Linked DNA regions of Homo sapiens: region 2 is linked to region 1. A link is a contact called in ENCODE Hi-C data. All regions are on one chromosome and are shown on one strand. The core of a region is the stretch at or near the end of the contact, and the rest is flanking DNA. Distances in the headings are between cores, read along the strand shown.

Evidence for each region. A loop is a pair of places that touch in the nucleus more often than their neighbours do. Pooled maps may share reads with other maps.
Region 2: a map of transverse colon shows a loop between it and region 1 (11-fold over the local background). The contact joins two enhancer-like sites. A Hi-C loop is called at or near these places in 2 of 168 maps with a recorded cell type or tissue (sigmoid colon and transverse colon) and 6 of 50 pooled maps.

Annotation. Positions count from the first base shown.
Region 1 is chr9:80,795,986-80,800,869 of GRCh38, forward strand. No RefSeq gene overlaps it. Among named protein-coding and RNA genes, the nearest start is that of TLE1, 890 kb to the right of the region's middle. RefSeq lists enhancers at 1,800-3,072, 2,223-2,734. Within about 2 kb of position 2,031, at least 9 of the 41 ENCODE cell types and tissues checked have a DNase peak (open chromatin) inside an H3K27ac peak, as active enhancers do; they include transverse colon, where a contact is called at or near this core.
Region 2 is chr9:81,611,692-81,616,575 of GRCh38, forward strand. It overlaps TLE1 (TLE family member 1, transcriptional corepressor), which reads right to left. Exons shown (of 20, transcript NM_005077.5): 11 at 4,291-4,443; 12 at 1,686-1,830; 13 at 78-268. Among named protein-coding and RNA genes, the nearest start is that of TLE1, 75 kb to the right of the region's middle. Within about 2 kb of position 1,945, at least 17 of the 41 ENCODE cell types and tissues checked have a DNase peak (open chromatin) inside an H3K27ac peak, as active enhancers do; they include transverse colon, where a contact is called at or near this core.

The DNA.
Region 1 (4,884 bases), core at 781-3,280:
GTTCAGCCAGCCCACTGTTCTGATTTATTTCTTCTGCTCCATTACTTTAAGGTCTGCTCATCACATTAACCTAAATCCCTGGTGCAAGTCCTGACACACAAAAATATTCATTCGTTAATGAACACATCACCTCTTAATTTCCTAGACAAAGACTTTCTTGACTATCAAAAAAAAGTAACTCGTCCTTCATATGTTTCATGCTATATTTTGCTCTTTGCTACATGTAAAAGTAAAAATAACAATCTAAACTACAGCATGAATGTGCAATTACATACTGTTTTTCACAGTTTTAATGTTTGTAGTCATGGAATTTGATTTTTGGCCTTAAAACTTCAGAGAACAGAGGTTAAATATAGTTAACCAACTTAAAACCATAGCCTGTGCTTCAAAATGGGCAAAATAAGAAGTGTATTGGTCACTTATTTGACCTGGATGATGATGATGAAAAAATAATAGCTTAGTAAATTGTCCTGCTTGGGAATTACCACAAGATAGAAGATGGAGACTATCAAATGTGAATCCAGAAATTATAGAGTTGGAAATACACCAAGACATTTTGAAAATAATCCTTACTTTTACAGAATGTGCTGTTTGTAGAAAGTTCCTTGATCAGTATGATTTTTTGCTCTATTCTCTGTCTATCGATTCAATATGCGAGTCCATTTAAATTTCCCTTCATCACGTTAAGATCATAGAGGAAATTGCGTACCTCAGGAACCAATTAAAGCTTAACTCACCTTCTTCTGACCGTCCCTCAGCAGCTGTTCCCAGAGAAAGTTGGAGAGAGCTCAAAGAAAAACTGCCTTGGAACAGACTCACCTGGAACTCATAGACTCCATCCGAGTCTGCGCTGCCAGGGGCCTTGGCGTCTGTCTCTGAGTTGTCATTTCATTTAGCCTGAGTGTGGTGTTCTGTACTGGGTGCTAAGGGGAATTTAGGGCATAGATTAGACATAGTATTTACCCTCAGGAATCTCACAGTTTAATGGAGGAAATAAGATAAACACACAGTGAATTAAGAGAAAGTAGATACATATGTACACATAAAAAATATTGATTTAAGTTTGGGAAAGAAGAGGACATAGAGGCAAAGGGTTTAGATGCTAATTAGAAAAGTCTTGCTGATCAGCCTTCACATGAGTCTAAGTGGAAGGAAAATTCTCTGTGTGCTGAAAGAAAAGGGACAGCTGTTCCAGAGAGGGATTTCTTTCTTTTCCCCCACCCCCACAGGGCCTGGATCAGGAGAAGCAACTCTGTACTCACGGACTATAAATCACATCCACATGACTGACCACTTGGGTCAATGGATGATGCCACGGAGATACTTTCCCTTGGCCTTCTAGTAATCTTGGATTAGCCTGGTTAGCATGTATTATTTTCTCTGTTCCTAGCTCTTCACCTGTCAAGTGAGTTAATGTAAAATAGTTTATCTCTTTCATTAAAAACATGATGCTGGTCTGTTTGACAAAAATGCTTATATTACCCACTTTTGAGGAGGAATATGTAATTTATATAGGATGAATCTAATATAATATTTGCTCTCCTAAGGCCTGTATTTTTCCAGAACTGATGGCCAGGACCATGCTTGACTTTTGGCTTAGGATGGCACGCATAGGAAGTAGGCACTTAGGCTTTGCAGGAACGCTGCTACCCTGGGGAATTCCAGACAACATCACCCAAAGAGGTCTGCACAGTTCTGTGTCACATTGCTGCATTCTTATACTCCTCACATTCTGTTGGAATAACATTATCCCATTGAACAAACAAATTAAAACAAAACAAAATAATTTTTTTAAATTTCCAACATTTATGGAGTTAAAATGCTCTCTCTCTCTCCTTTTTTCAATTTAATCAGAGGCTGTTTTTTCTTCCCCCCTTGGTGGGGGGAGCTGGGGGAAAAGAGACAGATGGTATCGTTTGCAAAAGGAAAGCTGAGAAGTTACTCATATATCTTTCAGCTTTGTGGCAAATGTGATGCCAAGATTCTTGCTTGGAGTGTATACTGCAATACAGGCACAGAGGCGTACCAGAAAGGGTGAGGCCAGCGCATGGAGGGCAGTGCAATAAATTGCTGTGGGCTGATCCAACACCAGAACATGTGAGCTATTAAACTTTGGCAGCTATTTTATTTTTCCCTTATGGAGTTTCAGACCTGTCTTGTACACTGAGATAGGTTTCATCTGGTTAAAACTTGTGTCGTATTTAAACTTCCTTCAGATCCATGGAGTTGGAGGGGAAAAAAAAAAAAAAATAAACCTAGCATATCCCATAACACACTGAAATGATGTTGGGGGTGGGAGAGGGGCAGTAATTGTGCCCAGATAATGTTGTCATACTTTGTAAAGCCTTTAATGCTGGAATTTATTTATTAATGATGCATGGGTTATTACCCACCATCTGTCTTGTGTTAGCAGTGGGCTGTTTCAGATTATGGTAATGTGTTTCTGATTTGAGTTGTGTTGAAAGCCAGAACAAGGCATCTCATGTGCAGTCCTCTTTGAGGCCTGCTGTTTTCAATTCCTCTTCACATAAAGGGCTTTTATTTGATTTGTTATGGGGATTTTTTCTTCTGTTGCCAAAACAGCTGCAAGCCTGGAAGGGAATAAGACACAGAGCCACATCAAACTTGTTAGCTTGTAAAAAAAACAGAATGTTCCAGGAACCAGAAAAAAATAGAAGGATGTGGGAGAGTGTATGGAAAGGAGAGGAGAGAGAGAGAAAGAAACTTTAGTAGCCTATTTGGCTTTCATATTTTAAAATGTATACAGATATATTTTGTTACTTAAGTATCATAGGTTAAATTGCATTGTATTTAATTTATTATGCCCATTCACACCAAACAGAATGGCTTTCTTTTCAATTGTTTTAGTAGTCTGTTTGCTAGCACAAAAGCAATAAATAAAAGTCCCCAATGAGCTAGCTGCCCTTCCTTAGGCATCAAAGCAAACACCCAGTTGTTTAAGCTTGATTTTTTAAAATGTACCGAACACATTCATATTTGTGCACAAAGAAAAAAAGGAATAAGTAACAGACATCCTGATCCAGAGTTCTTTGTCTCTGTTTCTCCCTCTCGCATGGCTATGGGTCAGCAAACTTCTAGATCACTGCTACCCAGGAGCAACGTTGATGGAAATGCCCTATGTCTTCTGTCTTCAATATGATAGCCACGAGCTACTTAAGGCTACTGAGCACTTGACATGTGGCCAGAGTAACTACCTACATTTTTAATTTTATATAATTTTAATTAAATACTTACATGTGGCTAATTGTCATTGTCCTAGAGAGTGTAGTTCTAGAATTAACTAAATAAGAGGCTATTTCTTCCCTCTGATATAAAGTAAAAGTCATCGCATATTAGTTATGGCTACAGCTTACTTTTAACCTAAAGAATTTGTTTGAAAGCTTTTTCCCTGATGTATTATTCAAAGTTGCTAGTGCCAAGGCTGTCTCTCAGAAGGCCACTGGCAAGTTCTTTCTTGAACCAAGTGCATAAATACTCTATTGAAATATGGATTTAGGCGAAAACTTAATGCTTCTCGTGACAAATAAACAGCCATAAAGAACTGTAACCAGAGCTTTCAAATAATATCAAATCTTCTAATGCTAAGTATATTCAAGAATTTATTTTAAATTTATTGGCTACAATTCTGTCTATTCATATTGAACAATGACTAATTGTTTTTGGAACATATGGTGTGTTCACAGATATGCTCAAAACCATTTGAAACTGACTTTGTGACCACTGTCCAGATTTTTGTTCATCAATTTTTTTAGAAATTATATTTATTAAAACATAAGCATAATTTGGAGTATCTTTTGTTGTAGATCTTCTTTTTTACAACTTTCCTACTGGTGGAGAAGAGGCTGTAGAGAGATAAGCAGATAAAGAGATATAGCAATCATAAGATATGTGTTTACCATTATCTGGTGCCTTTGCCTCCTAGACACACTAGACTGCATTTCCCAACCACCCTTGCAGGGACCATGCAACTGAGTTCTAGCCAATGGAATATGAGTGGAAATAATGTATTCCATGTCAAGACCTGACATTCATATACTTTCTGCATAACCCTCCTCTTCTTTTATCCGATGCCGAAAATCCAGCAAATAACCCAAGTTTCTAGAAGATAGCCATTAGAGGAAGTGAACCTAGATCCCTGAGTAACAGAGTGAAGCAGAGTCATCTTTCCCAATGATACAAAATTAGACTGTGATTGAAAGAAAGAAATGCATCTTTGTTTTGCTTAAAGTCATTGTGATTTGGAGGATTTTTTTTTTTTTTTTTTTGTAATTTTACCCCTGGCTGATGGAAAATGACATCTTGGAAGAGTAGTCGCAACAGGGAGAACCTCCTGCAGTGTGATCTCTACTAACACTCTGTCCCTTGGCTTTGTTATTTAAAACCCTACTTCTAAGGGTATACCTAGAATTGTTCGTATTCAGGGAGCTGAACTTACATTATCCAAGTAAGAAAGATACTACATGTAAAAAATGCAAGGTCAATTTATTTAATATGTTTATTTAAAATATAGAATTGACACATAGATCAAATTTTAACTAAAACATTCTTTTCATGTAGCAAAGTCAAAGTTGCAAGCCAAATATATGGCTAAGTCAGATGGGCCCTCTCATAGCATCTTCTGCATTGCCATAAAAATGACCGTGGCTTTGTTCATAAGGCTTTGGAGAATTTTTCCTGGTTCCTGGTACCATCCTTCTTCTGGATACTTTTACTCTTCACAGTTCTGCCCCTATAACCTCTCTCCTGCCTGGGCTTACTTTCTCAGACCATCCAACTCAGATTGATGACTCAACTGGGTGGCCTGCTTGGCTTGTTATTTTGAATTCTCCATAATGTCCTGTCCTACTTCTGTATATTGAGGCT
Region 2 (4,884 bases), core at 695-3,194, 820 kb after region 1:
TGGCCCCAAACCTGACAGCGCTCAATGGAGCATGCAGCGTTCCTACCCCAACCACAGCCCACCCGACAGCGGCCTACCATGGGGGAGCGCCCGTAGGCCACCACGGCGGCCGCGGCGGCTGCGGCGCTCATCTGGGGCGACATGTTGTGTAAACTGGCGTAGGCAGCGCCTGGGCTGGTCAGCTCGCCGTTCATGCCAGCGTGGGGGACCATCCCAAAAGGAGCAGGATATGGGCCGGGCACTGCCAGGGGTGTCCTCAAGCCAGCTGCTGAAAGGAAACACAAGCCGCACATCATTCAACTGACCCACTCCATCAAACCTGACCAGCAAGTCTGGCCTCATCATTTGTTAGTGTCACTCATGGGGAGAGAGAAAGAGGTAAGGCTTCTAGGGGAGGGGGAAAATCACCTCCAATTTATACACTGGATCCCTCCTTCCCCAGAGCGAATGCATCTCCAGGAAAGAAAAGACTCCAGGGGAAGCACAACCCACACATTTTCTCATTTGTGTAAATGGCAGCACCAGGAAGCCAGGGGAATTAAGAGTATTCCCTACCCAATTTACAGAGGGCAAACCAAGGCACAGGCACCAAGTGTTTACCTGACTTAATCTCAAAAGAAGATTTTCTCGATAAAATCCAAGATTTCTCTTTCAGTCCGAACTTTCCATTCCCTGGTACCAATTCCAAATGAAAATCCAATCCTGGATTTACGTAAACCAAAGCACGGGTTTAGGAGGAATATTCTGTTGCCTATTTTCCTTTGGGCCCAGGTTGTTGCTTTTTTCCTTTCCCACTGGGGAATATCAGGTTGCAAATTATGAGTTTTTTAAGGGCTGGAGTCGCAGAGAAACCCTCCTAATTTCTACTGCAGGAGAGACCACTGATTCCTGAAGCCTCCCCTAGCAGAAAACCAGCAAACTATAGTCTGCAAGGAGCACGGTTGGGCCAGCCAAACCGCTGTTTCAGCCAGTATTAGCAAAGTCAGACGCACAATGCTAGTTAGGTGGGGAGGCTTGTGTTCAAAATAATTATCAGAAACTTTACTGAAGTCCCTAGGATTTGAATTATTTAAAACTAAAAGAAGGCTGGGCAAGGTAGCTCACGCCTGTAATCCCAGCACTTTGGGAGGCCGAGATGGGCAGATCACCTGAGGTCAGGAGTTTGAGACCAGCCTGGCCAACATGGTGAAACCCCGTCTCTACTAAAAATACAAAAATTAGCCAGGCGTGGTGGCAGGCGCCTGTAATCCCAGCTCTTTAGGAGGCTCAGGCAAGAGAATCGCTTGAACCCAGGAGGCAGAGGTTGCAGTGAGCTGAGATCCCGCCATTGCATTCCAGCCTGGGGGGGACAAGAGCAAGACTTTCGTCTCAAAGCCCAGGAGGCAGAGGTTGCAGTGAGCTGAGATCACGCCATTGCATTCCAGCCTGGGGGGACAAGAGCGAGACTTCGTCTCAAGAAAAAAAGAAAAGCTGAATGTAAACAGTTGGAGACTGAACAGAGTGCAGCTGCTGAAACCCCAGGACAAACATCTGTTTCTTATCATGGCTTTTTCAGAGATAGGAAGGAGGGTGGCCCTACGTACATTTCATATTTGTAGGGCAATTGCGTCACAACATTAACAGACAACAAATCAAGCTGGGAATGGGAGAAACCAAACAAAGCACAACAAGAGGCGATGCTGTACCCGCTTGGTTAACGAGGGGGTCTATGGCTGGAGGCTTGCCGAGACCTGGACGGAGGCCTGGAGTGGCGCTGGTGCCCGGCGTTGGCATGTCGCTCCGAGGCGTTGGTGTGCTGGATTTCAGAACAGGCGTGCTGGCTTTTTCATGCTGGTGTCATTAAACAAATTAAATGAGTATTATTTTTAATCCAAGCCATATTACACAATTTATCACAACAGCAGCTGGGACACTGGGCACCTTCTAGCTACTCCCTCAGCCAATTTTCATAAATCCACACAATGTTGACAGCATTAACTTGTGAGCGAGAAATGTTGACCTTTCCTCTTCCTGCCAGAATTAAAACTCGAGCTAGAGACACAGAACATGATCACACTTCTTCCTCCGCAGATTTTATTTTAAAAGTATTTTCCATCAGCCTTGTGGACTTTGGGTCTACGCCAAGTTAGAAAGATGACCACCCAGAGAATATTTCCCAGGCACTCAGAAACACATGTCCTGGCCGCCAAGTCCAAGGAAGACCCCTTTTCTTTTCTTTTTTTTTTTTTTTTTTTGAGATGGAGTCTCACTCTGTCACCCAAGCTGGAGTGCAGTGGCGCAATCTCGGCCTACTACAAGCTCCGCCTCCCGGGTTCACGCCATTCTCCTGCCTCTGCCTCCTGAGTAGCTGGGACTACAGGTGCCCGCCACCATGCCCAGCTAATTTTTTTGTATTTTTAGTGGAGACGGGGTTTCACCATGTTAGCCAGGATGGTCTCGATCTCCTGACCTCGTGATCCACCCGCCTTGGCCTCCCAAAGTGCTGGGATTACAGGCCTGAGCCACCGCGCCAGGCCAGAAGACCCCTTTTCAAGTCTCCTTTTTAGGTAGCCCTGGGATTGAGACAAATGGTGAGAGAGAGTGGGGCCAGTATCTCAGAGACAAAAGCCCCAGGGCTAACCTTACCAATATGCCTAAAAAGAACAACACTTTGGAGTTAAGAGTCACTGCCCACTTGCCTACATAACCAAAGTGGACCCACCAGTGCAGATCAGAGACTGAACACCAGCAAGGGGCCTTTCGGAGACCAGACAGTAACAGGGTTACAGGGCACCTTCTCTGGCCTTTCAACCTTTCATGTGCTTTACAACACAGTCCAAGAACCACTACAGCGTGGCAAAGAGCACGGGCTAAAGAGAGCTCTTTCTGACCTTGGATCATGAGCCACGGCTGTGTAGCCTTGTTAAGTTATTCATCCCTCCCAACCGGTAAAATGGGATAATGCCTACCGGGACCAGGTAAGGATTAACTGAAGGGTTGTTATGAAATGTTATTGTTAAAAGATGATGCAGTCTACAAAGTTTGATTGAATGAGTGACCACATGAGTGGGTTCTGATGCACCAGTTCCTGGCTTCCCCTGGGGCCTCCTTTGTGCATCACTGATCTGACGAGCTCCATAATATCGGGGCATGCTCTATGACATGCCCCGATATTAAGGATCAGTCTACCAGGTAAATGACCAGCCTAAGAAAATGAAGACTTAAGAATCTCGGAAGTTTGAGGCCAGGTGCGGTGGCTCACACCTGTAATCCCAGCACTTTGGGAGGCCAAGGCAGGCAGATTGCCTGAGGTCAGGAGTTCAAGACCAGCATGGCCAACATGAAACCCTGTAATAAGCCAAGATTGCACCACTGCACTCCAGCCTGGGTGACAGAGTGAGACTCCATCTCAAAAAAAAAAAAAAAAAAAAAAAAAAAAAAAAAAAAAAAAGAAGAAGAAGAAGAAGGCAATGAACATGGATGCGTGTACACCCTCTCTAATGTATGGTGGTACCAGGCGTGGTGGTGAGTGCCTGTAATCCCAGCTACTGGGGAGGCTGAGGCAGGAGAATTGTTTGAACCTGGGAGGTGGAGGTTGCAGTGTGCCGAGATCACGCCACTGCACTCCAGCCTGGGCAACAGAGTGAGACTCCGTCTCAGAAAAAAAAAAAAAGAATCTCAGAAGTTTGAACCATTTGTCAACTGGGAAGTTTCAGAGAGCTGTGTGGCAAGAACATATCCCCCAAGTAAGACGGCAATGAGGCTGGGCTTGTAATCCCAACACTTTGGGAGGCTGAGGCGGGTGGATCAAAGAGGTCAGGAGTTCAAGACCAGCCTGACAAACATGGCAAAACCCCATCTCTACTAAAAATACAAAAAAAAAAAAAAAAAAATTAGCTGGGCATGGTCGCGCGCGCCTGTAATCCCAGCTACTCAGGGGGCAGAGGCAGGAGAATCGCTTGAACCCAGGAGGCAGAGGCTGCAGTGAGCTGAGACTGCACCACTGCACTCTAGCCTGGATGATGGAGTGAGACTCCGTCTCAAAAAAAAAAAAAAAAAGAAGAAGAAGAAGAAGAAGGCAATGAACACAGATGCGTGTACACCCTCTAATCATGGCCGAAAAGAGATGACTGAGGGGAAAAAGTAAACCCTGAATGGTGACAAAGAACAGAAGGATGAGTTTCACTATTAAACTCTTAAAAATACAACCCTCAAGCAGCAAAACCCCCACATTTCCAATACTTCAGAGTCCTCCAGTCCACAATGAAAAATACACTGCCAAACAGGCAAGTGTCAGTTTTCTTTACCTACCAAGCTCATTTCTTTGGATTTCAAAGAAGTGGAACTTGCCGAGGAGGCCGTGGAAGCTGGACTGCTAGAAGCATCCTTCTTTAGCAGGCGATTTTTGTCGATTCCATTTTCCCGGGGCGAGTGGGCAGGGCTTGCTCGCGGAGAAGAAGGGTCCTCAACAAGCATAATCAAAAGTTTTCGTGATTTAGCTTGTAACAGACAGACTTTTCCCTTTCCACACTCATTCTCTAAATTTAAGGACAGAGCTGAAAGTCCTTCGGGTTGGGGTTGTACAAGGTGACCAACACCATGTTATAAATGAGCAATATGGTGTCGGCAAACATACCTGCAAACATGCCATAAAAAAAAAACCCCGCAGTCATATCCCTCTTTGTGCCTCATGCTTAAGAACTTTGCCTAGAGGGCACTGGAAGGAAAGGGGAGCCAAACATCCAACTTAGGCATTCAAAATGTCTAGAGAAATATCTTTTTTTAAAGGAAATAAAACTTTATGTCAGTTAGACCATTATTGCTCCATACATGAGCAACCATTAACTTCTTAATGTAAGAAGTTGCAAGAGGTCCCCCCACCGAGGGGCTCTACTTCCTTCATTC